Linked DNA regions of Homo sapiens: region 2 is linked to region 1. A link is an interaction called in ENCODE POLR2A ChIA-PET data of the cell type or tissue named here. Cell type or tissue: Panc1. All regions are shown on one strand. Links, peaks and the distances in the headings refer to the core of each region. The heading gives the core; the rest is flanking DNA. Region 1 overlaps LCOR (ligand dependent nuclear receptor corepressor). Region 2 overlaps LCOR (ligand dependent nuclear receptor corepressor).

Region 1 (12,063 bases), core at 2,032-10,031:
TCATCCATAACAAGCAACTCTTCACCCTTTCAAGTTTTGTCACGAGATTGCAGCAATTAAGTTACATCTTAAGGCTCCACTTCAAGTTCTCTTACCATTTCCACCATATCTGCAGGTCCTTCCTCCACTGATGTCTTGAACTTCTCCAAGTCATCTGTGAGGGTTTGAATCAGCTTCTTCAAAACTCTTGTTAATATTTATATTTTGTTCTTCTCTCTTGAATCACGAATGTTCTTAATGGCATCTAGAATGGCAAATCTTTTCCGGAAAGTTTTTAATTTACTTTGCCTAGATCCTTCAGAGGAATCACCAGCTATGGCAGCTATAACCTTGCGAAATGTATTTCTTAAGTAACAAGACTTGAAAGTCAGTATTACTCTTGGATACATGGGCTGCAGAATGGGTATTGTGTTAGTAGGCATGAAAACAACATTAATCTCCTTGTACATCTCCATCAGAGCTCTTGAATGACCAGGTGGATTGTCAGTGAGCAGTAATATTTTTAAAGGAATCTTTATTTTTTTCTTTCTGAGCAGTATGTCTTAACTGGGGACTTAAAATATTCAGTAAACCATAATATAAACACATGTGTTGTCATCCAGGCTTTGTTGTTCTGTTTATAGAGTACAGGCAATGTAGAGTTAGCATAATTCTTAAGGGCCCTCGAATTTGGGGAATCGTAAATGAGCACTGGCTTCAACTTTGGTCACCACTGCATTAGACTCTAACAATCTCATCAACCTGTTCTTGAAGCTTTGAAGCCAGGCATTGACTTGTCCTCTCTCACTATGAAAGTCCTTGCTGACATCTTCCAGTATGAGGCCTTTTTGTCTACATTGAAAATCTGTTGTTTTGTGTAGCCACCTTCATCAGTGATCTTAGAGTGATCTTCTGTATAACTTGGTGCAGCTTCTGTATCAGCACTTGCCACTTCACCTTGCACTTTTGTTGTTACAGAGATGACTTCTTTTCCTTAAACCTCATAAGCCAACCTCGGCTAGCTTCCAGCTTTTCTTCTGCAGCTTCCTCACCTCTCAGCCTTCATAGAATTGAAGAGAGTTAGAGCCTTGCTCTGGATTAGGCTTTGGCTTAAGAGAATGTTGTGGCTGGTTTGATCTTCTATCCAGACCACTCAGACTTTCTCCATATAAGCAATAAAGCTGTTTTACTTTGTCATTTTTGTGTTCACTGGAGTAGCACATCTAATTTTCCTTAAGAACTTTTTCCTTTACATCCACAAGTTGGCTAACTGACATTAGAGACCTATGTTTTGACCTGTCAGCTTTCAGCATGCCTTCCTCACTAAGCTCAATCATTTAAATCAAAAGCTCAAGCTTTTGATTTAAAGTGAGAGACATGCAACTCTTCCTTTCACTTGAACACTAGAGGTCATTGTAAAGTATATTAACTGGCCTAATTTCTATATTGTGTCTCAGGGAATAGGAGGTCGAAGGAGAGGGAGAAAGACAAGGGAACAGGTGTTCAGTGGATCAGAACACACCTAACATTTATCAATTTAGTTCACCATCTTATACAGGTGCAGTGTGTGGGACCTCAAAATAATTCACTACAGTAACATAAAAAATCACTAATTAGGAATCACCACTGTGAATAGTAACCATTAAAAAGATTGAAATATTGCAAATATTACAAAAATGTGACACCAAGTGGTGTCACCATATGCTCTTGGGAAAATGGCACCACTAGACTTGGTCGACACAGGGTTGCCCCAAACCTTTAATTTGTGAAAGACACGGTATCTGCCAAGTGCAATAAAGTGAGGTGTGCCTGTGTTGTATGCCATTGATCTATATGTCTGTCCTTACACCAGTACCACAGTGTCTTTATTATATCTTTAAATGTAGAAATCTAGTAGTATGAGTCTTCCAGTTTTTTAGTTTTTCAAACTTGTTTTGCTAATCTAGGTCTTTGATCTTTCTTTATAAAGTTTATAAAGATTATAATCACCTTACCAATTCTTGAAAAAACCTTTGAGGATTTTGATTAGGATTGTATTGAAACTTCGATTAATTTGGAAAGAATTGCCACGTCAGTAGTGGTATTTCAGTTTACATAGTTTATCTCACCTGTATTAGTTTTTACTTTCTCTCAGCAGTGTTTTTATACTGTCATTTCCCTTCAACCCGAATAACTTCCTAAAGCATTTCTAGTGGCTTTGAGAGAGAGCTACTTTAAATTGTGGAGAAAAGCGTAGAGTAAACTGCTGTGCTTTGAATGGGTCCTCTCCAAAATTCAGGTGTTGCCAATGTGATAGTATTAAGAGGTGGGGCCTTTTAAGAGGTGATTAGGCCATAAGGACTCCTTCCTCCTTAATGGAATTAAAAAAGGGGCTTGGTGTAGGGTTAGGCTAGCTTACTTGCCCTTCTCTGCCTTCTGCCATGTGAGAGCGCAGCAAGAAGGCCTTCACCAGACACCGAATGCTGTTGCCATGATTGTGGAATTCCAGGTTCCAGACTGTGAGAAAATAAGCTTCTGTTATTTATAAATGACTTACTCTCAGGAATTTTATTATAGCAGCACAAAATGGGCTAGACAAACTCCATATTTGAAAATGTATTTTAGATACTTTATAGCCCTTCCTAGAAAACATAATAAAGGCTCCTATTAGATAATAAAAGTGTATATTTGTAAAGCTTTTACTATTATTACAAATTATGACAAATATTATTTATAATATTATTATTAAAGCTTTTCCTGTTGGAAAATATCTCAGCCCATTTAGTATTGTATTTCCTCCCCTGTTTTGGGTGATGGATGGTGACACCACAAAGCACTGGTATTTTTTTTTTTTTTTTTCTTTGAGATGGAGTCTTGCTCTGTTTCCCAGGCTAGAGTGCAGTGGTGTCATCTTGGTTCACTGCAACTTCCGCCTCCCAGGTTCAAGTGATTCTTCTGCATCAGCTTCCTGAGTAGCTGGGACTACAGGTGCACACTACCATGCCTGGGTAGTTTTTTTGTATTTTTGGTAGAGATGGGGTTTCACCATGTCGGCCAGGCTGGTCTCAAACTCCTGACCTCAAGTGATCCACTGCCTCGGTGTCCCAAAGTGCTGGGATTAACAGCATGAGCCACTGCGCCTGGCAGCATTGGTAGTTTCTATAGCTCTTTTTCTTTCTGCTTCTCCCTACCACCTTCCACAACTCCTTTAAAAGAAATTACTTAAAGGATATTGGGAAGTGGACGCAAAGTAGTGAGTCTACCAGAGAACATAACAACCTGAAGATAGATGGACCTACACTTTCTCCTGAAAGCTGTATACAAAATTAAATTTTATATACAAACATATGTAAATACATTCTTCATTTGTTTCAGCAGCAGCAGTTAGGAAGTAAAAGAAAAATCCTTTTCATAATGACAAGAAAAAAGTAAGATAATAAGTACGTGGGAACTGTGTGAATAAACTTTGAAATCCATTAAAGTCCACTTGGGTAAATTTAAACAGTTCCTAAAAGAGAAGACTGAATGTTTTAAGGATATTACTCTTTCTGAATTACTCTCTAGGTATAATGCTATTGTGATCAAAAACACATTGTATGTCTTTGGGGAGCTTTTGCTGGGGGGATAGCAGAATTCACTAATCTAGGTCTTTGATCTTTCTTTATAAGTGATTTTAAATATAATCTGAAGAATAAAGCTAGAATGGCCAGGATATCTTAAAGATATAAATAATGAGGGGGATTTTCCTTCCTAAATGCTAAGACTTATGTAATTTTAAAAATATGCCACTGACGATAGATTTGAAAAATAAATCAATAAATGAAATTAATGTTTATAGAACTATTATGATGATTTTATAAAAAGTACCCTCAAACATTGCTTGGAAAATTAAGTGTTATTCAGTAGATGGTGCTAGAATTATTATTGGTTAATCATTATATTGCTTCCAGTAAACTCATAGGAAAGGAAAAAACTATATAAGAACAATAAACCATTAAAACATATTGATCCTTACCAGTAATCAGAGAAGTGCAAATTGAAACAAGGAACCTTTTTTATTTTATTTTATTTTATTTTATTTATTTTTATTTTTTGAGACAGAGTCTCGCTCTGTTCCCAGGCTGGAGTGCAGTGGTGCGATCTTGGTTCACTGCAACCTCCGCCTCCCGGGTTCAAGCAATTCTCCTGCCTCAGCCTCCCGAGTAGCTGGGACTACAGGCGCACGCCACCACACCTGGCTAATTTTTGTATTTTTAGTAGAGATGGGGTTTCACCATATTGGCCAGGATGGTCTCGATCTCCTGACCTTGTGATCCACCTGTCTCGGCCTCCCAAAGTGCTGGGATTACAGGCATGAGCCACCATGCCTGGACCAAAGAATCATTGTATACCAATGAAATCTGATGTCTACAAGTGTTGCACCATAGTACCCCGAACACTGCAAGTGGGAATACAAATTGGTATAACTTTTCCTTAGAAAAAAGTTTGTGAATATGTTTCAAGAAAGGAAGAAATTGTTTATTTTGGTTGATGGTTTCTCTTATAGTAATCTATCCCAAGGAAATAATGAGAATGTGGAACAAATTCATTAAAATGCACAGTTATAGTAACAAAATAAAAAACTGGTCTAATTGCAAATTATGGTACATTTATTAAGATAAGTGTTTTTGAAGAATATGTAACAATGTAAGAAAGAAAATCCTAATATTAATTGAGGATAAGTAAAATGATCTTCAGTGTGAGTCTCATTTAATTTTTTTAAGTTAATATGTCTGCGTATGTGTTTTTTAGGGGAATATATCAAATGATTGGCAGTTCATAGCTAAGATTGTTGAGAATACTAGTTGTTTTTACTTTCTCTTTATAGCTTTGTGTACAAGGTAGCTTTTTTCAGGATCTTCCAGAGAATGAGAAGAACAAGCATTATTTATAAAAGCATAAACCTTGTAGGATTTCTGTGCAATATATTTGCTTTAAGAAAAATGAAACTATAGATGATTGTGGCTTATAAATTTTTATTGATAAATGGTGAAACCTTTATTTATATAGAGGAATAAAAGACAAAAGAACACAAGTCCCTGGTTAAGTTAATATAAAGTTAGTAGCTTAAATGGAATTGGTTTCAATTTACAGATGGAAAGACTCTTTTTGAGATGGAGTCTCGCTCTGTTGCCCAGGCTGGAGTGGAGTGGCACGATCTGGGCTCACTCAACCTCCGTCTCCTGGGTCCAAGCAATTCTCCTGCCTCAGCCTCCTGAGTAGCTGGGATTACAGGTGCATGCCACCACGCCTGCCTAATTTTTGTATTTTTAGTAGAGATGGGATTTCACCGTGTTGATCAGGCTGGTTTTGAACTCCTGACCTCGTGATACACCCGCCTCAGTTTCCCAAAGTGCTAGGATTACAGGCATGAGTCACCGTGCCTGGCCGAAAGACTCTTAATAGATTAAAACACAAATAAAAAGATACACTTGGATTTTTCAATATTGATTTCTCTTATGTAGTTCATGAAATAATTCACTTTGAAAATACTTCTGACTCAACAATTTACAGCTGTCTAGTTTCTTGAAGTTCCATAGATTGAAGAGTTTTATAGCATTTGTTTAGCATATTTTTCTGCTAAGTGTTTTGTCAGGAAAAAAGTTGTGATGTTCACCTTAGCAAATTTCACAGCTTTGGCGAGACTTAATTCTAAATACAACAACTCTTATTTAATGTAGGAAAATAATAAAGTTATCTTTAAAGTAATCCAGATTCAGAGGATTCAAATAAGATGGTAATAAGCTTTATAATCTTTAAATGGATTCTCTAGGTAAGATTACATATATTGTTTTTGTGTAACTGAATTTAAGCCAAAAGTCCATTAAGTAAACAGTATAGGACTATGAGAGATGGAGGAAACCCTTTGGGTTAATGGTGGTGTCACTGTAACAAATGCCTTAATTCTTCTACTCTCATCCCTCCCTCATTTTTTCAGTTGTTTATTAAGGAGAGAGTTTTTAAAAAGCTTAAGGACTGCTTTCTACCCTAGAGCTATAGAGTCATAAGCTCTGTGGACTTCTAGGCATATATGCTCCTAAGAAGCTCACAGTAGATTATATAACAGAGCCACTTCTGCCTATGAGCCAGCCAATCTAGGTGGCCCAGTCTCTGCATCCTGAAGGAAGCAACTCCTCCTAGGAGATAGAAATTCCAGTTGAAATCTGCAACTTTATTTTTATTTATTTTTTTAAGACAGAGTGTCACTCTGTCACCCAGGCTAGAATGCAGTGGCGCAGTCTTGGCTCACTGCAACCTCCGCCTCCTGGGTTCAGGAGATTCTCGTGCCTCAGCCTCCTGAGTAGCTGGGATTACAGGCATGCGCCACCATACCTGGATAATTTTTGTATTTTCAGTAGAGACAGGGTTTTGCCATGTTGGCCAGACTGGTGTCAAACTCCTGCCATCAAATGAGCTGCTCGCCTCGGCCTCCAAAAGGGCTGGGTTTACAGGCGTGAGCCACCGCACCTGGTCTGAATCTCCAACTTTACTCCTATTTAGTTTTATGCCAACAACTTGTTCTTTAATAATAAATATTCCTAAATTTATTAGGAATAATAAATGCAAAGAAAATGGTTTTTGAGTTACAGAAGATTTTGCATCTTTTTGTTATTTGCCATACTATACAATAATGTATTATTTTAGAATTCAGCTGAGGGGAGATGACATGAATTGGTTTCTTTAACTTTTCCTTATCTCCTGGCTATTTTACTTTTTTTTTTTTTTTTTTTTTTTTTTTGAGACAGAGTGTCACTCTGTCACCCAGTCTGGAATGCAGTGGTATGATCTTGGCGCACTGCAACCTCCACCTCCCGGGTTCAAGCATTTCTCCTGCCTCAGCCTCTTGAGTAGCTAGAATTACAGGTACGTGCCACCACCCCTGGCTAATGTTTATATTTTTAGCGGAGATGGGGTTTCACCATGTTAGCCAGGCTGATCTCAAATTCCTGACCTCAGGTGATCAGCCTGCCTTGGCCTCCCAAAGTACTGGAATTATAGGCTTAAGCCACTGCGCCTGGTCATCTCCTGGCTATTTTATTAGCTCTGTTAGTTGTATGTCATACAAACTTTTTTATTCTTACTGGTTCATTTTATTGGAAGGGTTGACTTTACAAACAGAATTCCAGCAGGGTGTGGTGGCTCTCGCCTGTAATCCAGCACTTTGGGAGGCCAAGGCAGGAGGATTGCTTGAGGCCAGTAGTTCTGCAACAACCTGGGCATAGAGTGAGACTCCTTCTCTACAAAATATTTTAAAAATTAGCCTGGTGTGGTGGCACACACCCGTAATCTCAGCCACTTGGGAGGCTGAGGCAGGAGGATGGCCTTAGCCCAGGAAGGCAAGGCTTGCAGTGAGCTGTGATTGTGCCACTGCACTCAAGCCTGGGCAACAGAGCAAGATCCTGTCTTTAAACAAACAAACAACAACGACAAAAACAGAGAACTCCAGAACTCTCTGGCTTAGAAAATCTCACACCTAAAGGTGTTGAAAATGATGAAGATCTGTGTGAATAGTTAAGAGACACCTGGAAGGTCCATCATATTCGTAGCAACAGGTGAAATGACAGACCTATTAAATGTTTGTTTATTTGATTCATGAATCGGGCAGCCTCCCGAGCCACAGTAGGCTCTGAGATTCCCCTGTTAGACGTTTAACAGATAATCAGAATAAGAGACAGCTAAGAGCCCTCCTGGGGTTGGAGCAAACCTCAAACACTGGCAACAACATGCCCCTGCAAAGGGGCCCACCAGCTTTTATTGGATCAGGCAAAGGAAATTAGAAACTAGTTTCAGATGAATTTTTAAAACTTACCAAAACGAATGAGATGTACTTAGCAGTACTTAGAGGATGTGTGTTTAAAAAGCATATCTCAAATCAATACCCTAATCATCCACATTAGGAAACTAGAAAAAGAAGAGCAAACTAAACCCAAAGCAGGCAGAAAGAGAGAAATAATAAAGATGCGAGAGCAGAAAGAAATGAAGTAATGTAAAAAATGATAGAGAAAATCAACAAAACCAAAAACTGGTTTTTTTAAAATATCAAATTAGGTAAACTTTAGCACTGATCAAGAAAAATAGAAGACTCAAGTTACTAATCACAAATGAAATATAGGAAGTCAGAAGTAAAAAGAATTGGGGAATACAGTGAACACAATGTGTATGCCAGCAGTTTAGAGAATTTGATGAAATAGGCAAATTCCTAGAAAGTTACAAACTTACCAATACTGATGTAAGGCGAAACAGAAAATCTGAATAAATCTATGATGCAGATTGAATTGTGTCCCCCTAAAACATGAATCCACCCCTGGTACCTGTGAATGTGACCTTATTTGGAAATACAGTAGTCTTCCCCCTTATAAGGGGGATGCCTGAAACTACAGATCGTACCAAACTCTATATATACTATGTTTTTTTCCTGTACACACATACCTATGATAAAGCTTAATTTGTAAATTAGTCACAATAAGAGATTAAAACTAATAATAAAATTGAACAATTATAACAATATACTATAACAAAAGTTATGTGAATATTCTCTCTCTTTTCTCAAAATATTTTATTGTACTATACCATGGGTAACTGTGGAAAGCAAAACTGCAGATAAGAGGGGACCACTGTAAGGTCTTTGCAGGTGTAATCAATTTATGATGAAGTCATGTTGGATTAGAGTGGACCCTAAATCCAATGACTGGTTGCCTTATAAGGAGAAAGAGACTTGGAGACACAGACACACACACAGGGAAGAGGACCATGTAAAGATGGAGACAGAGATTGGAGTTACACTGCCACAAGGCAAGGAATGCCAAGGATTGTCAGCAACCACCAGAAACTAGGAAGAGGCAAGGAAGGACTCTTCTCTAGACCTTTCAGAGGGAAAATGACCCTATTGACACCCTAATTTTGGGTGCCTGGACTCCAGAGCTGTGAGAGAATAAATCTCTGCTGTTTTAAGCCACCCAGTTTGTGATAAAATATAACACCCCTAGGGAACTAATACTTAGAACAAGTATTGAGATTAAATTAGTAATTTATAAACTCCCATCAAAGAAAAGCCCATGGCCAGGTATCTTCACTGGTATATATATTTTTTCTTTCTTTTTTTAAATAGAGATGGGGTCTCATGATATTGCCCAGGCTGGTCTTGAACTCCTGGGCTCAAGCAATCTGCCCGCCTCGGCCTCCCAAAGTGCTGGGATTAGAGGTGTGAGCCACCACACTCTGCCTTCACTGGCATATTCTGTCAGACATTTAAAGACAAATTAATACCATTTCTTCACAAACTTTTTCAAAGTATAGGAGAAGAGAGAAGACGTCCTTATTCTGGGAGGCCAGTATTATTTATACGAAAACCAAAGATATCACAAGAAAACTACAGACAAATACCATTTATGAGTACCAGCACAAAAAAATCCTCAACAAAACATTAGCAAATCAAAATTTGCAACATATAAAAAGTGTTATACACCACAACCAAGTGGAATTTATCCCAGGAGTGCAAAGTTGGTTTAACTATTTATTTATTTATTTATTATTTGAGGGTCTCGCCCTGGTCTTGCCCTGTCGTCCAGGCTGGAGCACAGTGGCACAATCATGGCTCACTGCAGCCTTGACCTCCCAGGCTCAGGAAATACTCCTGCCTCAGCCCCCAAGTAGGTGCGACCACAGATGTGCACCACCATGCCCAGCTGTTAATAATTTTTTAACTGATTTGTAGAGACGGGGGTCTCCCTATGTTGCCCAGGCTGGTCTCGAACTCCTGGGCTCAAGCGATCCTCCCCAGAGAGCTGGAATTACAGGCATGAGCCGCTGTACCTGGCTGGTTTTTAACACTCTTAATTACTGTAATACAATGTGTTAATAGAGTAAGTGACACAGACCACATGATCATCTCCGTAGACACCCTCCAAAATGGCATTTGGCCAAATCCAACACGTTTTCTTGATGTAAAAACAAACACAACAAACTAGCAATAGAAGAGAACTTTCTAAATCTGAACTACAAAAACACTCAGCTAAAAGATGGAACAGCTTCCCCCGAGATCAGAAACAAGGCAGGATGTCCACTCTCACCATGTACATCCACCGTTGTACATGAGGTTCTAGCCAGGGAAATTAGACAATAAAAAGAAACCAAAGTCATTCAAATTGCAAAAGAAGAGGTAAAACTGTCTTGGTTTTACAGATGACATGATGATGTATATAGAAAATCCCAAGAAATTTACAAAACACTATTAGAGTTTAACAAGTTCAGCAAGGTTCAGAATACCCGTCATTAAAAAAAAATAATAATTGTATTGCTATACACTAGCAGTGAACAATATGAACATGAAAGTTTGAAAACAGTTCTGTTTACAGTAGCATCAAAAATAATACAACACTTAGGAATAAATATAAAAGAAATATAAGACTTGTATGTTGTAAATTACAAAATGTTACTGAAAGAAATTACATGGAAAGACATGTTCATGGATCAGAAGACTTAAAATTGTTACTATGGTATTACTTCCCAAATTGATACGCTGATTCAGTGCATTTTCTACCAAAATCCCAACTGACTTATTTGCAGAGATTCACAAGCTGGTCCTAAAATTCATATGAAAATTTAAGAGACTTCAAATAGTCTAAACAGTCTTGTAAAAGAAGAACAAATTGGGAGGATTTACACTTTACCAATTTCAAAACTTACTACAAAACAACGTTGGTCAGCTTAATGTGATGCTGGCTTGAGGATAGATATATAAATAGTGGAATAGAATCGAGTGTCCAGAAGTAAAATGTATGGCCAGTGACTTTTGGCAAGAGTTCCAAAACAGTTCGTTGGGGGAAAGAATTGTTTTTTCACCAAAAGATGCTGGAACCAACTGAGTATCCACATGGAAGAGAATGAGGTTGGACCCCTTCCTTACGCCATACACAAAATTAACTTGACATGTATTATAGACCTAAAAGTACGCCCTAAAAGTATAAAATTCTTAGAAGAAAGCATAGGGTTAAATCTTCATGACCAAGTTTTTTAGGTATAACATCAAAAGCACAAGTGACCAAAAATATATAGATTGGAATTCATTAAAATTAAAGCTTTCATGCTGCTAACAGTACCATCAATACTATCAAATAATAAGAAAACTCAAAGAATGGGAGAAAATATTTGCAAATCATATATCTAATAATGGACTTGTTTCAGAATATATCAAGAATTCTTACAATGCAACAATAAAATGGTAAACGACTCAATAAAAAATGAGCAAGGATCTAGGCCGGGCGCGGGGCCCACGCCTGTAATCCCAGCACTTTGGGAGGCCGAGGCGGGCGGATCACAAGGTCAGGAGATCGAGACCATCCTGGCCAACACGGTGAAATCCCGTCTCTACTAAAAATACAAAAAATCAGCCGGGCCTGATGGCACGCGCCTGTAGTCTCAGCTACTCTGGAGGCTGAGGCAAGAGAATCATTTGAATCCAGGAGGCGGAGGTTGCAGTGAGCCAAGACCATGCCACTGCGCTCCAGCCTAGGCAACAGAGTGAGACTCCGTCTCAAAAATAAAAGATCAAGGATCTGAATGGACATTTTTCCAAAGAAGGTATAATGTGCCAATAAGCACGTGAAAAGATGCTCAACATCATTAGTCAATTAGAAAAATACAAACCTTAAACCATGAGATAATACCACTTCTTATCTACTAAAATGGGTATAATAAAAAAGATAACAAGTGTTCATGAGTATGTGGAGAAGTCAGAACCCTTATACATTGTTTTTGGGAATATAAATGGTGTAGCTGCTTTGGAAAATGGTTCAGCTTTCCTCAAAATAGTTAACGTGATACGGAAATTTATAAAAGAATGTTGGCAAATACAACTATAATAAAGGTGGTCATGATTTTTTTTTTTTTTTTTTTTTTTTTTTTTTTATTGATCATTCTTGGGTGTTTCTCGCAGAGGGGGATTTGGCAGGGTCATAGGACAACAGTGGAGGGAAGGTCAGCAGATAAACAAGTGAACAAAGGTCTCTGGTTTTCCTAGGCAGAGGACCCTGCGGCCTTCCGCAGTGTTTGTGTCCCTGGGTACTT
Region 2 (12,063 bases), core at 1,788-9,787, 71 kb before region 1:
ATAAAATAGCTCACTCTTTTTCTAGTGTATCAGGCTAAAATTGAGTAAGAGGTAGTGTTCTGTTTGTTGTGATTCAAGTTATTTAAGGAAAAATAAAAACTAAGATGAGAAAGAGGGAGTGTTAATTTTTGGACACAGTTTGGTGTACCCTTAATGACTTTAACACAGTGATTTTTAAAAGGTTAAGTGGGAGGAATTGTGCATTTGAGAACCACTGTATTAGAAGTATTAGAGATAGTAAGGACTGTAATTTTTCTATTTGTGTGAATTGTGATGAGACACTTGAAACGTGACCTTTAACAGGTGAAACATTTTATCTAGTTTTACTTCAAAATGTAATGCTTTCCTTTTTGTTCAGAGCATGTTACTCTGAGGTTTCTGAAGCACCAGCAAATGGATTAAGTAAAGGTCTGGGGATTTTCGACAGACAAATTGGTAAAAGTTGGAGGTGGCCAGCAGGCAGAAAAAGAAGACCTTTAGATTGTGAGTATAAAATGTTCATGATCCTTCCAGAACTACAGGGTTACTTACTGACATACTATGTGTGTGACACAGTTTGCTAGAGAAACAAACCAACCATAAATAATTGTAGGCATAATAAAGGGTGAGACTATCATGAGTTTCCTCACAGTGGTGCTGTGGTCAGAAAGAGATATTCAATATGATTGTCACCATTCTGGCTAGCATTTAGTAATTAGGCTTGTCATTACTTTTGGGGATGATCATAATGTGGAGTGTCATTAGGGAGGGGAAAACTTTATGAATGTTTGGATACTTAGGGTTTTTTGTTTTTTTAAAATAACTCTGGGAGTTTCTAATATTGTTTATATTTTGCTATCAGGACCTCACAGATCCGTACTTTTAACAAGCATGAATGAATTTGTAACTTAGATTCCAGAACCCTGCCTGGCAGATGGCCTGGTGGATAGGGCCATCTGTGTCCATTACACAGATACAAATTATTCTTTCTCTACTGGCTCTCCCTGTCCTTTGCTAAATTTGAGAAAGTAACCTTAAAAAAGTGAGGTTCTTTTCTCAACCATACGGCACATTGCAGTATTGTGCTTTTATCAGGACACTTTGTATTGCAAATGATAGAAACCCAACTCAGGTTAGTTTAAGTCAAAAAGGTCATTTTGTGGGTTTATGAACTCGGAAGTTCAGAGCATAAAATGAGGTTCTAACATGACAGGATCCAGGAGTTTTAACTGATATCATCAGGAATGTTTCCTTCTTTCCATCGGTAAGCATTTTGTTGTACTTTTGGCTTTGTTCTTTGGCAGGTATGATGGTAAAGATGGTCAGTGGCATCTGTTGCCCGGCTGGAGTGCAATGGCACAATCTCGGCTCACTGCAACCTTAGCGTCCCGGGTTCAAGCAATTCTCCTGCCTCAGCCTCCCAAGTAGCTGGGATTACAGGCGCCTGCCACCACATCTGGCTAATTTTTTTGTATTTTTAGTAGAGATGGAGTTTCACCATGTTGGCCAGGCTGGTCTCGAACTCTTGACCTCAGGTGATCCACTTGCCTCAGCCTCCCAAAGTGCTAGGATTATAGGTGCGAGCCACCGCGCCCAGCCTAGACTTGTATCATTCTTAAAGTCCAGAATCCCAGAAGGAGGCATGTGTCTCTTTCCTTTTTTTGAGACCGAGTCTCGCTCTGTCGCCCAGGCTGGAGTGCAGTGGTGTGATCTTGGCTTACTCCAAACTCTGGCTTCTAGGTTAAAGTAATTCTCGTGCCTCAGCCTCTTGAGTAGCTGGCACCACAGGCGTGTGCTACCAAACCTGGCTAATTTTTTGTATTTTTAGTAGAGAAGGGGTTTTGCCATGTTGCCCAGGCTGGTATCAAACTCCTGAACTCAAGCAGTCCACTCTTGGCTTCCGAAAGTGGTGGGACTACTGGCATGAGCTGCGGCACCTGGCCTGATGTGTCTCTTTCTGTATAGTACCAGCCAAACTGAGTGGATAGAAGGACATTGGCCAGGCCTGGGTCATGTGGCCCATCCCTGAGCCAGTCAGTATGGCCAGTGGAGTGTGGTTCTCTGACTTGACCAGGGACAAGTGCCCGCTTTTGGAGAGGGGCTTAAGATCAGCCTTCACTTAAGGGCTTGAAGGAGAAGAGTGGTTCTTCAAATGAAAATTGGATGCTGTTATCTAACAGAAATGGATATAGGTTAGGCAAAAATTGATAAATATTCTAACCATGAATCTAGATCTAATTTTGAAGAAATTGACTGACTTGGGCCATGTGGTGGGTTGAATTGTGTCCCCCAAAAAGATACAATGAAGTCTTAACCTCCAGTGCCTGTGAATTTTAGCTTATTTATACATAAGGTCTTTGCAGTTAAAATTAAGATGAAGTCATACTATATTAGGGTGGCCCCTAATCCAACAAGTGATAACTCCAGAAGAAGGGGGAAATGAGGATACAGACACGGAAGATGGAGGCAGGGATTAGAGTTACACTGCCACAAGCCAAGGAATGCCAAGGATTGCCAAGGATTGCTGGCAACCACCGGAAGCTAGGAAGAAACAAGGAAGGATTCTTTTCTAGAGCCTTTGGAGGGAGCATGGCCATGCCAATACCTTGGTTTCTGACTTCTAGCCTCTAGAATCGCAATGTTGTTTTCAGCCAGTTACCCAGTTTGTGGTAGTGTGTTCCAGCAGTCCTAGAAAGCTAATACAGACTATATTTGGCACATGCTGAAATTTAATTTTGGGTAAGTCCATCGTTTTGAAATAAAATGCTGACCATAAGTTTTCCCGGTGGATATCTTCAGAAAATGTGATGTTACTTTGTGGTTGGTTATATTTATGGAACTTTACATTTTAGTCTATAGTTACAGTTTAGCTGAACCTGTGTTCCTAGTTGATGGACAGCTAAACATTTCTTAGTGTGTCCTACTCAGCAGTCATGTGTGAAAACTAATAGAAGAAATAAAGTGAAACGCCTACAGTAAATACATGCCAATATCCTGAGTATAAAAGAAAGAGTATGTTTGGGGCAGTTAGCTGTTGAGGTAAGGACAGTTAGTATTTTGGTGAGTCTAAGCAAAAAGTTAATAACTTGAACGATATTTCTGGGTTCTAGTTCATTTTCAGCAAACAGAGTTGGATAACACCTTTAAGGTTGGCTGGACTTTGAAAAAAACGTAATGAATATTCTTTTGGTTTCTAATTTATAGAAAGTGGGTATCTTCTTGTTCTGTAATTTTGTTCAGAACCTTTGTGGTGTGACAAATTCATTTTTGAGGAACCTAAGACTACTGGAAAAACAGATTTAGGAGACCTATGCAAGTACTTTTAAATACATATGCTTTCCCTTCCAGCCCCACTAAAATTCACTAAAATGAAATAACAGTAAGTAAAGAAAATGTCATAAGTTCGTAGTGATGAATGCAGTAAGCTTCTTCTAACACTTATAAATATTTTTGACAGTGGTAGTGTGAGTGTGGGAAAACAAAATCTGTTTTTCCTCTGCTCACACCATATTACAATAATCACAATCTTCAACACAGAACAGTTCTGTGACCAAACGTGGGTTTTTTCCCCCACCAATAAGCAGGCATTCAATTCTGCAGTGGACACTAGGTGAGTCTCTTCTCTTCTCTTTTCTCTTTCTTTTTTTTTGAGACAGGGTGTCTCACTCTGTCACCCAGGCTGGAGTTCAGTGGCATGATCACAGCTCACTGCATCCTCCACCTCCTGGGTTCAAGTGATTCTCCTGCCTCAGGTGCCTGAGTAGCTGGGGTTACAGATGTGTGCCATCACACCCGGCTAATTTTTGTATTTTTAGTACAGATGGGGTTTCGCCATGTTGGCCAGGCTGGTCTTGAGTGATCTGCCTACTTTGGCCTCCCAAAGTGCTGGGATTGCAGGTGTGAGTCACTGCGCCCAACCAAGGTAGGTGTCTTCTAACTCAATTCCAACACTATCTACCTGGAGATACCATCAGATCCCACATGTAAGGTCTCCATCTCTAAGACTGACCCTCCTCCTTCAGACAGCAATCTTAAGTCTGGGCTTCTGGAACTTCTTAATGGCTGTCTTCAAGTTGGGGTTCCCATAACTCCCTCTTTGCATTTGATTACTTTGCTAGAGTAGCCCACAAAACTCAGGGAAGCACTTATTTACAGTTACTGGTTTATTATAAATGATATTACAAAGATACAGGTGAAGAGATGCATAGGGCAAGGCATGGAGGAAGGGGCACAGAGCTTTCATGCCCTCCCTGGGCACACTACTCTCCAGGAGCCTCCACATGTTCAGGTATTTGGAAGCTCTCCAAACCCAGTCCTTTTAAGTTTTTATGGGAGGCTTCGTTACATAGACATGATTTTTTTTTCTTTTCTTTGTTTTTGAGATAGCGTCTCACTTTGTTGCCCAGGCTGGAGTGCTGTGGCATAACCTTGGCTCACTGCAGCCTCGATCTGAAGCAGTCCTCCCACCTCAGCCTCCTTTGTAGCTGGGACTATAGGTATGCACCACCATCCTCGGCCAATTTTTCTATTTTTTGAAGAGATGGGGTTTCACCATATTACCCAGGCTGGTCTCAAACTCCTGACCTCAGGTGATCCGCCCGCCTCAGCCTCCCAAAGTGCTGGGATTACAGGCATGCATCACCAAGTCCAGCCACGTAGGCATGATTGGTAAACTATTGGCCATTGGTGATCAACTTAACCTTCAGCCCTTTTCCCTTCTCCAGAGTTTGGAAGGTGGGTTGCAAGTCTCAACCCTCTAATCCTGTCTTGGTCTTCCTGGTGGCCAGCTCCTATCCTCAAGCTACCTAGGAATTGCCAGCCCCCGTCAACTCATTGGTGTACAAAAAGACAACACTTTGTAGTCTCTAAGGATTTTAGGAGTTAAAGAGGGTCCAAGACCAAATATGTATTTCAGAATATCACAAGTATCTTTTTTAAAGTTTAGTAATATGTTTTCTTTCTTTTCTTTTCTTTTTTTTTTTTTTGAAACAGAGTTTTGCCCTTGTGGCCCAGGCTGGAGTGTAGTGGCATGATCTCAGCTCACTGCAACCTCTGCCTCCTGGGTTCAAGCAATTCTCCTGCCTCAGCCTCCCAGGTAGCTGGGATTACAGGCACCCACCACCACATGCCCGGCTAATTTTTGTATTTTTAGGAGAGATGGGGTTTCACCATGTTGGCCAGGCTGGTCTCATACTCCTGACCTCAAGTGATCTGCCCACCTCAGCCTCCCAGAGTGCTGGGATTAGAGATGTAAGCCACCATGCCCAGCCGAAGTAATATGTTTTCTTTTTCTGTTTTTTTTTTTTTTTGTGATGGAGTCTCACTCTGTTGCTCAGGCTGGAGTGCAGTGGTGTGCTCTCAGCTCACTGCAACCTCCGCCTCCTTGTTTCAAGTGATTCTCCTGCCTCAGCCTCCTGAGTAGCTGGGATTACAGGCATGCACCACCACACTTGGCTAATTTTTGTAGTTTTAGTAGAGACGGGGTTTCACCATGTTGGCCAGCCTGGTCTCGAACTCCTGACCTCAAGTGATCTACCCACCTCGGCCTCCCAAAGTGCTGGGATTACAGGTGTGAGCTACCATGCCTGGTCCATCTTGTGAATTTTCTGATTTTTTCACATTCAGAATTCATTTTCTGGGAATTGATTCTAAAAGTTTGATTGCATTGTTAGTGCTGTGGAAACGTGAAGTGTGTGGATTGGGATAGCATGATCAGGTTTTTCTGAGGTTGACCTTTTTCAAGAAAGCATAGACTGGTGTTGTGCAGTCTTTAAACTGCTTTAAAGGAGTTTAGAAAAGTTGCTCAAATTTTGCCCAAAGGCTTGGTCTTGTATTTACCTTAGGCGTTTGCTAAAATACTTTTTCTCTAGTAAGTTTAAGTTGATATTTTTGGTTTGATTTAGTATGTTCTACAGAATGCTAGTTGCCTTCTTTCATGATGCTATCTTTTGTCTCTAACCTGCCTATTTTGTCTTTTGTTTTTGGCACTTTATTCTTTCTGTATCAGTTAGCATTATGTTTACTGAATGTTGGAGGAACTGTTCTGAGCTTGTTGGTAGGAATGTCACTTTGTATGTTTACATTCTGATGTGAAACACCTGTCCCTGAGCAGTTATGTTTCTACAGCTAATGATGCCATTAAATATTAACTTGGCAGTAGTTTATGAACCTTATCGCCTAATTTCTTAAGGTCCAATATCTTAGAAACTCCGGAAGCACATCATAAAATACACAACAGAGATTAAAGGTTATAAGAATAAATGTGCCCAACTAAGAAGGGACCAATAGGTAGAAGAATGAGGATAGGAAATAATGACACAGAGGACAGTCCAACATTCTGAGAGCCAAGTTGAAAAGGAAGTAGATACTCAAGTAATGACTCATAGATGGTAATCCAAAATGTTCTCTGTCAAATAAAGGTGTATTGACTTTCAGTTGATTTTTCAAACAAGGAAAAATCCTTATTTGCTTTGGGGACAGTCTTTGTTTAGATGGTGTGGTTGGATTGTATTTTTATTCACTGAGCCAAATGTTCTGTGAACATCTTTACTAGCTACCAAGCACTATATGGGGATATGGTGATGTGCAAAGCAGACTCTGTTCCTGCTCGCATGGCACTTAGAATATAATGGGAAAAACAGGGACATCAGTTACACAAGGAACCAGATAAAAGCTCTGAAAAGAGACGTTGTTCTCTGCATGTATGTATGGTCATGCACCTCATAACAATGTTTCAGTCAACAACAGACCACATATATGACAGTAATCTTGTAAGATTATAATACTGTATTTTTACTATACCTTTTCTGTGTTTAGGTATGTTTAGATATACACATACTTACCATTGTGTTACCATTGCCGACAGCATTCAGTACAGTGACATGCTATAGGTTTGTAGCTTGCTAGCAATAGCCTAGGTGTGTAGTAGGGTATACCATCTAGGTTTGTGTAAGTACACCCTATGATGTTCACACAACAACACACCTATTGGCATATTTCTCAGACCATATCCTTGTTGTTAAGCAGCTCAAGACTATAATTGTGTGTGAGTTGTGGGGGTGGATTGGAGTAATAGAAACTCAGAAGAATTTCTGAGAAAAGAAAATTTAATTTGAGAGACGAGAGATTAGTAGGTGTTAATTAACTATGGGAAGGAGGTAGGGGAAATGTGGTTGGTAGAAAGGACTATAGGATATCAACGTATATTTTCAGAAGACAGAAAAAGCAAAGTTAGATCTTAATTTCCCTCTTAAGACTCATTCTGGTTTATATAAAAATTTATATTTTCGTCTCACCATTTGATGTACTTAAACATGCCTTTATGAGGTTCAGTTTTGACTGTGGACTGTTAGGCTGTTTTAAAAAAAATTAGGGAAACTGAAAATTGGAAGGGGGCACTGGATGAGTATATTGTTAAAATTTTATGGGAAGAAAAGATACAATTATACCTAGGCACTAGATATTTCTGTAAATCCATAGCTGTACAGTTGCTCCCATTGGAGAAGCATGAAGGCATTCTTAGGCAGACATTCTGTCAGTTTCTATCTCTCTCTTTCCAAAATCAAATAGGAGTGATTTTTTTATCGTGTTTAATTGAGATGCAATTAAAATGTACAGTAGTTATGACAGTTGTATACACCCCTATGGCCATCACCCAAAACAAGAAATAGAACACTTCTGAGCCAGGCGCGGTGGCTCACGCCTGTAATCCCAGCACTTTGGGAGGCTGAGGTGGGCGGATCACCTGAGGTCAGGAGTTCGAGACCAGCCTGGCCAACATGGGGAACCCTGTCTCTATTAAAAATACAAAAATTAGTCGGGTGTGGTGGCAGGTGCCTGTAATCCTAGCCACTTGGGAAGTTGAGGCAGGAGAATTGTTTGAACCCAGGAGGCAGAGGTTGCAGTGAGCTGAGATCGCGCCATTACACTCCAGCCTGGGCAACAAGAGCGAGACTCTGTCTCAAAAAAAAAAAAAAAAAAAGGAAAAAGAAATAGAGCACTGCCAGCCTCCTTGAAGGTTTGCTAATATCCTTTTCTGGCCAATCTCTTACTGCCACAGTAACTGATTCCTATCATTATAAATTAGTTTGCCTGCATCTGGAGTTCATATAAAAGGAACTACACAGTATGTTTCTTTCTTTGTCAGACTTTTGCTTAAACCTAATGTTTGTATGTGGTGCTCTATTTATTAACAGTTCATTCCTTTTTTAGCGGATTTACTGAAATATTCATATAGCATATATTTCACCCATTTAAAGCGTTGTACAATTCAATTACATTTTTACTGTATTCACAGAGTTGTACACCCGTTACATGATCAAATTTTAGAATAGCCACTCCTCATTCTGTCTCCTTCCCTTACCCCAGCCATAGGCAATTATTAGTATACTTTGTCTCTATTCATTTGCCTATTCTGGACATTAGTTCATTCTTTTCTATTTCTGGATAGTATTTCCTTGTACGGCTATACCTCAGTTCGTTTATCCATTCTTTTGCTGATGAGCATTTCGGTTGTTTGGGGGCTGTTATAAATAATGCTGCTATAAACATTTTTGTACAAGTCTTTTTGTGGACCATTATTCATTTCTCTTGGGTACATACCTAGAAGTGGAATTGCTGGGTCCTAGGTTGGAGATAGATGTATGTTTAATTTTATAAGAAATTGCCAAATAACCCTTTCTTTTGGAGATGGAGTTTTGCTCTTGTTGCCCAGGCTAGAGTGCAATGGCCCGATTTCGGCTCACTGCAACCTCCCAGGTTCAAGCAATTCTCCTGCCTCAGCCTCCCTAGTAGCTCGGATTACAGGCGCACACTACCACACCCAGCTAATTATTTGTATTTTTAGTAGAGACGGGGTTTTACTAAGTTGGCCAGGCTGGTCTCGAACTCCTGACCTCAGGTGATCTGCCTGCCTTGGCCTCCCAAAGTGTTGTGATTACAGACTTCAGCCACCGTGCCCAGCCCCAAACAATTCTTGAAAGAGGTTGTGCCACCACTTTACATTCCCACCAACAATGTATGAGAGATTGGTTTTTCCACATTTTGCCAGATTTTTCGTATTTGTCAGTCTTTTCTATTACTATTATTTTTTTTGAGATGGAGTTTCACTCATTGCCCAGGCTGGGGTGCAGTGGCGCAATCTCGGCTCACCGCAACCTCCGTCTCCCAGGTTCAAGCGATTCACCTGCCTCAGCCTCCCGAGTAGCTGGGATTACAGGCATGCTCCCCTCAGCCTCCCAAAGTGCTGGGATTGTATTTTGAGTAGAAATGGGGTTTCTCCATGTTGGTCAGGCTGATGTCGAACTCCCGACCTCAGGTGATCCACCCGTCTCCGCCTCCCAAAGTGCTGGGATTATGGGCGTGAGCCACTGTGCCCGGACAGTCTTTTCTGTTTTAAATATTGGCCAGGTGCGTTGGGCTTCACCTGTAACCCCAGTACTTTGTCAGGCTGAGGTAGGAGGATCATTTGAGTCCAGGAGTTTGAGACCAGCCTGGGCAACATATGGAGATCTTGCCTCCCCAAAACATTTAAAAATTAGTTGGGTGTGGTGGCATGTACCAATAGTCCCAGCTACTCAGAAGACTGAGGTGGGAGGATCGCTTGAGCTGAGGAGATTAAGGCTGCAGTGAGCTGTGATCATACCACTACATTCCAGCCTGGGTGACAGAGTGAAATTCTGTCTCAAAAATATATTTATAAGCTGAATGTGGTGGCTCACATCTGTAATCCCTTTGGGAGGCCAAGGCGGGAAGGCGGGAGGATGACTTGAGCCCAGGAGTTCAAGACTAGCCTGGATAACATAGCAAAACCTCATCTCTATTTTATATGTATAGATATATATTTAATCTACTTAATATGTAAAAATCATACAATATGTTTATGTATAAATATATATAAATTTTAGAATATTTTGTCTGTTTTTTCAAGATAGCCTACTGGAATTTTAACAACGATGATGTTGAATATATTAATTTTTTTTTCTTTTTTTGAGTTGGAGTCTCTCTCTTGTTGCTCAGGCTAGAGTACAATGGCATGATCTTGGCTCACTGCAACCTCCGCCTCCCGGGTTCAGGCGGTTCTCCTGCCTCAGCCTCCCGAGTAGCTGGGATTACAGGCATGCACCACCGTGCCTGGCTAATTTTGTATTTTTAGTAGAGACGGAGTTTCTCCATGTTTGTCAGGCTGGTCTCGAACTCCCGACCTCAGGTGATCCACCCGCCTCGGCCTCCCAAAGTGCTGGGATTACAGGCGTGAGCCACCGCACCGGGCCGAATATATCAATTTAATGGGGATGGATGTCCTAATAATATTGAGTTTTCCAGTATGCCATAAGGAGTGATTACTTTTTTCTTTTCTTTTCTTTTCTTTTTTTTTTTTTTGAGATGGAGTCTTGCACTGTTGTTCAGGCTGGAGTGCAGTGGCATGATCTCAGCTCATTGCAACCTCCGCCTTCCAGGTTCAAGTGATTCTCCTGCCTCAGCTTCCCGAGTAGCTGGGATTACAGGCGCATGCCACCACCCCCGGCTAATTTTTTGTATTTTTAGTAGAGACGGGGTTTCACTGTGTTAGCCAGGCTGGTCTCAAACTCCTGAACTCGTGATGCACCTGCCTCGGCCTCCGAAAGTGCTGGGATTACAGGCGTGAGCCACTCTTCCTGGTCGGAGTGGTTACTTTTTAAAAGTCATCAAATTCTTAAGATAAAGGACTGAAATTACAGTGTAGTTTTAGGTCACTGTCAGAAAAACCTAGTCTAACCTTTCGTATCAGATCAGATTCCCCCAGCAGTATTATACTATTCTTTCATAGCACTTTTAATGATTTTTAATTTTGTATTTATAACCATTTCATTATTGTCCATCTCCTCCAAGTTTTAAGCCTCTTGATGATAGGGACCGTCATCTGTCTTGTTTAGCATTGTATCCTAGCAAATAGGTTAATCTGACACACAGTGGGTGTCCAGTAAGTTGCTGGATAGATGAATTAATTGTTGGTTTTTGTTGTTGTTGTTTTTTGAGAGAGTCTCACTCTATCACCTAGGCTGGAGTACAGTGGTACAATCTTGGCTTACTGCATCCTTTGCCTCCCAGGTTCAAATGATTCTCCCACCTCAGCCTCCAGAGTAGCTGGGATTACAGGCAACCGCCATCATGCCCAGCTAATTTTTATATTTTTAGTAGATACGGGGTTTCACCATGTTGGCTAGGCTGGTCTCAAAGCTCGCAACCTCAAGTGATCCCCCCGCTTCGGCCTCCCAAAGTGCTGGGATTACAGGAGTGAGCTACTGTGCCTGGCCTGTTTTTTTGTTTGTTTTGGCGGGGGGTCAGAGTTGTGCTCTGTCACTCAGGGTGGAGTGCAGTGGCCTGATCTCGGCCCATTACAGCCTCCACCTTCTGGGTTCAAGTGATTCTTGTGCCTCAGCCTCCTGAGTAGCTGGTATTACAGGCATGTGCTACCACGGCCAGCTAATTTTTTTGTATTTTTAGTAGAGATGGGGTTTCACCATGTCAACCAGGCTGGTCTCAAAATCCTGGCCTCAAGTAATCTGCCTACCTTGGCCTCCCAAAGTGTTAGGATTACAGGTATGAGCCATCGTACCTGGCCTAAGTTTTGAATGAACAGAAATTAGTATCTCAGTAGTTCGTTCATTGGTTCTTTCTTTTTTTTTTTTTTTTCTTTTTTTAGACAGAGTCTTGCTCTGTTGCCCAAGCTGGAGTGCAGTGGCACGATCTTTGCTCACTTCAACCTCAGCCTGCCTGGTTCAAGCGATTCTCCTGCCTCAGCCTTCCAAGTAGCTGGGATTATAGGTGCACACCACCACGTTCAGCTATTTTTTGTATTTTTAGTAGAGACAGGGTTTCTCCATGTTGGTCAGGCTGGTTTCGAACTCCTGACCTCAGGTGATCTGCCCACCTTGGCCTCCCAGAGTGCTGGGATTACAGGCATAAGCCACTGTGCCCACCAGGATCTCAGTTCTTCTTAAGGAAATATTTAGGTACACTGAACTGTAAGCTTCATGAGGATGTATAGACTTACCTGTGGTGCTTATCATTAAGCCTAAGCTAGTAAATGATGGGGCTCATAGG

Evidence for each region. ChIA-PET counts read pairs that join two places held together with the same protein. Peaks named below come from ENCODE experiments on the same cell type or tissue, not always from the same donor. Only the 100,000 strongest peaks of a DNase experiment are listed, where the experiment ranks them.
Region 2: POLR2A ChIA-PET joins it to region 1 with 14 read pairs; 4 of 35 experiments call an interaction of 5 or more read pairs at or near these places.

What each region holds. Positions count from the first base shown.
Region 1 is chr10:96,928,431-96,940,493 of GRCh38, forward strand. All of the region lies in intron 4 of LCOR (ligand dependent nuclear receptor corepressor), which reads left to right. Among named protein-coding and RNA genes, the nearest start is that of LCOR, 100 kb to the left of the region's middle. In Panc1, for the core only: no CTCF peak of the experiment used is centred there; no DNase peak of the experiment used is centred there.
Region 2 is chr10:96,857,934-96,869,996 of GRCh38, forward strand. All of the region lies in intron 2 of LCOR (ligand dependent nuclear receptor corepressor), which reads left to right. Among named protein-coding and RNA genes, the nearest start is that of LCOR, 32 kb to the left of the region's middle. In Panc1, for the core only: no CTCF peak of the experiment used is centred there; a DNase peak (open chromatin) is centred at 6,408; H3K27ac peaks cover 556 bases.